2 separate regions of the Homo sapiens genome follow, and region 1 is linked to region 2. Evidence: chromatin loops called from intact Hi-C (ENCODE). Cell type or tissue: Calu3. All regions are shown on one strand.

Region 1 (2,500 bases), 880 kb after region 2:
CAAAGAAGTGTGGAGAAGGGATGGGGATGCAGGAGCTGATTATGCTGTCAAGCAGTCCCTAAGCAGCATCAGGAAGGTTTTAGGTCAGCTCTGCAGAATTCTATAGGTTTGACTGGTAAGGAGACAATGAACACACATCGCTTTACTCAGTTGATTGCTCCTGGGACAATAGGCAGCATGAGCTTCTTGTTGGCTTCAGCTCCCCTTACCCTCCAGTTTCCCTGGGGCCCATGCGAAGCCAGGTCCTGGTGGATACTGTACACACTGTGAGTTGTGTCACAGCTGGGGAACACTGAACTTAGGAAGCCACTCAAGAGGGATGCTAGAAAACATGCCAAATCTTTGTCCCTTGGGGAAGAAGTTATCTATATTGTCCTGGTCAGGAAACAAATCTTCCCTCTCTCTATCCTAGAGAGGTACACTAGACACAATATCTACTTTCCAAGGCTGTTTGCTATAAAGATCATTCTAAACAAAAGCTGTCACAAGACTCACAGAAATGCCATGGAGAATTACCTCCCGTCAGGTGCAAATGGAGATTAATGAACACTGGTATAAACACATTTAATATTTACATAATCAGTAGGCCTGGCTGGCTGACTTTGCTCTGAGCTCCACCCCGCTCCACACTCGAACCTAATATTGCCCATTTGCCACAGTCATCGCCTTTTCCTTCCAAGTCTGCTTTTTTTTCATTTGTTTTTTATTACATTTTATATGGAGTAAGGAAATAGTACATCTTAGTGAACACAAAACTGACTTTGGCTTTTGACAGATCTGTTAGATTCCCCTTGCCATTGGCTAGCTGATTGACCTTGTGTTTTCTTTTCCTCTGTCAAATTGAGATAATCACACATATTTTTATGTAAATTTGTAAGGATGAAAACCCAAAATGTTAAGTATCAGCCCAGAACGGGGTACATGCTACTGTGGTTAATAGCCTGTGTTGGAAGGATAGGCAGATGGGTGTTTGTTCTCAGGTTTCTTAGGACAGTCGTGGATTTTTCCATACAGTGGGTGAAACACAAAAGGTTCCACTGATGTTGAAAAACCTGGACAGTGAAGCACAAAATGACTGCAAAATTCCCCTATGGCTTAGCATAAACCAGGGCTACTGCCTATTCCTGCTAGCTGGACACACGTGCTGACTCATCCCTGCCTTGCAGTTGCTGTCCACAAAGCAAATGAAAGAGGAAAGCCTTGAGGTATTCTTATTCAAGTGCTTGAGCTTGGATTATTTGGGGAATAAGTATACATTTTAATAACCCTGTGGATTCAGTGAGAAAATGCAACATACATTTACTTGTTCAGTGTCCAAAATGTAGACTGTTTATAGGGATTTAAGAAAAACAGAACCTTGTGGTTCAAGACCAAATAAATCACTAAAACTCTTTTCATAACGTGAACCTCTGTGGGCCAAATGTGAAGAGAGGTGGATTTATATATTTTTAATATGATTAATGATTTGAAAGTCCCCAACTTCTTAAGTACCATGGTTAATAGTTAATGAAGTACCTTTTTCTAAGCCCTGTGCAAATTAATGTCAGAGAGAAAAAAATATGGAAAATGCATACGAATTAAAGCAGAAAGACTTTCCAGTTACTTAAAACCAGGCAGATGGAAATGAATTACTTTTCTTTAATTGTGGCTAGAGGCAAGGCAATGATAGTAAGTCCAAGACTGGAGACTGCAGAAGTTTTCTAATCAGATCCCCCAGCCTGGCTTCCTGATGTTGTATCCAACCTCTCTTCACCAACCCCATACACACACACGCACACACACACGCGCCCACACGCGCACACACGCACACACGTCTCTCTCCATTTCAAGGTTCTGTCCTGGATAGTACCATCATTCCTAGTCCACTGGATCATGGCACATGATGATATTTCCTTGCCCCTTTTTTCTCACATATAAGCCCATTCTTTAAAGCCTGGCACATAGTAGGAAATTAATACATGTCTGCTAAATGAGCTGACCCATATGTTTATTTGAGCTGTAATGATTTTTGTAGGCATGGCAGGAGGAACTGTTGGATGTCATTCTTTTTTTTTTGCGGGCGGAGGGGGGGAGTCTCACTCTGTCACCCAGGCTGGAGTGCGGTGCCGCGATCTCAGCTCAGTGCAACCTCCGCCTCCCGGGTTTAAGTGATTCTTCTGCCTCAACCTCCTGAGTAGCTGGGACGACAAGCGTGCGCCACCATGCCCGGCTAATTTCTGTATTTTTAGTAGAGACGGGGTTTCGCCATATTGGCCAGACTGGTCTCAAACTCCTGACATCATAGTCTGCCTGCCTCAGCCTCTCAAAGTGCTGGGATTACAGGCATGAGCCACCGCGCCCAGCCTGGCTGTCATTCTTGTCTCAGCAACTTGAAGCAGGTTCCTGGAACAGACCATTTATTTAAAGTTTTGCATAAAGGGGTGCCATAACATCCCACATGAATTGCAGATGTTTATCGTAACACACCTTCACCTTTCACCTCCCCCAGGTGTTCAATAAA
Region 2 (2,500 bases):
GTCACTTCGAGGTAGAGGCATTTCATGTCCAGTGCTCAATTCTCTAGCCCTCCCTTCCACTGAATGGAGTCATCAGGACCCATAGCATATGAAGAAACAGATTTAGGCTGGGCGTGGTGGCTCACGCCTATAATCTCAGCACTTTGGGAGGCCGAGGTGGGTGAATCACTTGAGGCTAAGAGTTTGAGAGCATCCTGGCTAACATGGTGAAAACCTGTCCCTAATATAAAAATACAAAGAAGTAGCTGGGCATGGTGGCGCACACCTGTAATCCCAAGTACTTGGGAGGCTGAGGCAGGAGAATCACTTGAACCAGGGAGGCACAGGCTGCAGTGAGCCGAGATCACACCACTGCACTCCAGCCTGGGTGACAGAGCGAGACTTGGAAAAAAAAAACCCACACATAAAAACAAAAAACAAATTTAATTCTTTACCTTGTTTATGATGCAGAGACCTTCGTTCACATGTTTACCTGCTGACCTTCTCTTCACTATTATCCTATGATCCTGCCACATCCCCCTCTCCGAGAAACACCCAATAATGATCAATAAATACTAAGGGAACTCAGAGGCGGGCGTGGATCCTCCGTATGCTGAACGCCGGTTCCCTGGGCCCCCTTTTTTCTTTCTCTATACTTTGTCTCTGTGTCTGTTTCTTTTCCAAGTCTCTCGTTCCACCTAAAGAGAAATGCCCACAGGTGTGGAGGGGCAACCCACCCCTTCACAAATCATTATTGTGTTAAACTGTTAAGCTTTGGGGATTGTTTGTTATTTCAGAATCACTAGCCTATCCTGATAGTTACAAGGGCTAAATTTATGCATTTCTTCAGCCACAGTCTGAGTCTAAAGAACAGAATCTATTAAAAATCTATAGTTCAGTAATGTGCCTTTGGATTTCATTTGGATTCATTTAAGAAGCATTTATTAAAGCCTACTATTTTCAAGATAACTGTGGTGGCCATTGTGGCTGTTTTCACTTTCTTTCATGACTGTCTTCTAAGCCACTGTGGAGCGGGCTGTTTTACTTTCTTTTCTGACAGTCTTGTAAGGACACATTGAAAATCTTTGTAAATCTGTTAGAACTGTAATTTTCATGTTGCAGTTCTCAAGTCTTACACCAAGTGGTGCCACATACTAAATGGTAACCAACGGAGCTGCTTTTGATGATCAAGCATATCCAGAGTTTATCTAGTCCAAACTTTGAGTAGCCCAACTTAGCCACTTTGTTTTTCCTGTTATTGCTAATGAGAGTTTAAAACAACCTCAAAGGTGTACTTATTTGTAATAATTGCTAATCACACACACACACACACACACACACACACACACACACACACACAAAACAATCTCCTTGCTGGGGCAAGGTGGGGGTGAGGTGGGTCAGGGTAGGTGAACAAGACTCTGTGGTGTCTTTTCTGGTAGACTGTATGCTCTGTGAAGGTAGAAAATTTGTGTGTCTAATAAAAAACTAGCAAGGTACTGTCCCACAGTAATTTCCTAATAAGTATGCATTGTATGAATGAAGGACAAAAGGAAGGAGTGCATGAAATCCTTAGCACAGTGTAAATCTTCATACAATGTTTAGTTTATTCTGTGTGTTTGCCTAATAGCAAAAGGCTTACTTAGTAGGCATTTTTTCTCATTTTTAATTCCTTCCAAAATTATGTTTTGAAGTTTAAAATCTTTATTTTCGAATCGGAAAATTGATGTGGAATCTTAAGGACAAAGCTAGCATTAAAATGAGCTTTACTTAGTCACCCTTAAAGCTACAAGGTTTTCAGGTATTTTTAAGCCATTAAGAAAAGAAAAACGAGGGCCATATGTGGTGGCTCACGCCTATAATCCCAGAAGTTTGGGAGGCCGGGGCGGGTGGATTACTTGAGGCCAGGAGTTTGAAACCAGCCTGGCCAACATGGTATAACTCCATCTCTACTAAAAATACAAAAATTAGCCAGGCGTGGTGGGCGCCTGTAGTCCCAGCTACTCTGGAGGCTGAAGCATGAGAATAGCTGGAACCCAGGAGGCAGAGGTTGCAGTGAGCAGAGATCGCACCACTGCACTCCAGCCTGGACAACAGAGTAAGACTCTGTTTCAGAAAAGAAGAAAAACAAAAAGAAAATAAAAGAAAAAAAAAGAAAAGAAAAAGAAAAAGAAAAGCTTTAAAGAGGACCATCATGATAGTGAATACCGGCCTTAGTTTTTCTGCTCTTCATGGATGTAAAATCTCTTTATTTAAGAATTTTAAAATGGATTATGTATAATTGATTTGCTCATAAAAATGATGAGGTTTAGTATATCCAAAGGGTAGTTTGGACCATAATCCCGCTAAATGAATGTTTTCCGTTTTTAATCTGCATGCCTTTTGGGTATTTTTATGGCTTTTATAAGCTTTTTCAAACACACAGAAGAATAGGGAGAATAATAAATGAAACTTCTGTGTTCAGCACCCAGTTTTCAATAATTATAAAAAATTGGCTATACTTCTACTGGTTTATCTCTCT

The links. Hi-C counts contacts between places; a loop is a spot of excess contacts. Peaks named below come from ENCODE experiments on the same cell type or tissue, not always from the same donor. Only the 100,000 strongest peaks of a DNase experiment are listed, where the experiment ranks them.
Region 1: it touches region 2 in a loop (5-fold over the local background); 21 of 110 quality-filtered maps call a loop at or near these places.

The regions. Positions count from the first base shown.
Region 1 is chr3:178,438,354-178,440,853 of GRCh38, reverse strand. The region is part of intron 1 of LINC01014 (long intergenic non-protein coding RNA 1014); the gene reads right to left. Among named protein-coding and RNA genes, the nearest start is that of LINC01014, 20 kb to the right of the region's middle. In Calu3, no CTCF peak of the experiment used is centred here; a DNase peak (open chromatin) is centred at 1,133.
Region 2 is chr3:179,314,799-179,317,298 of GRCh38, reverse strand. No RefSeq gene overlaps it. Among named protein-coding and RNA genes, the nearest start is that of ZNF639, 7.0 kb to the left of the region's middle. In Calu3, a CTCF peak has its summit at 1,122; a DNase peak (open chromatin) is centred at 1,118.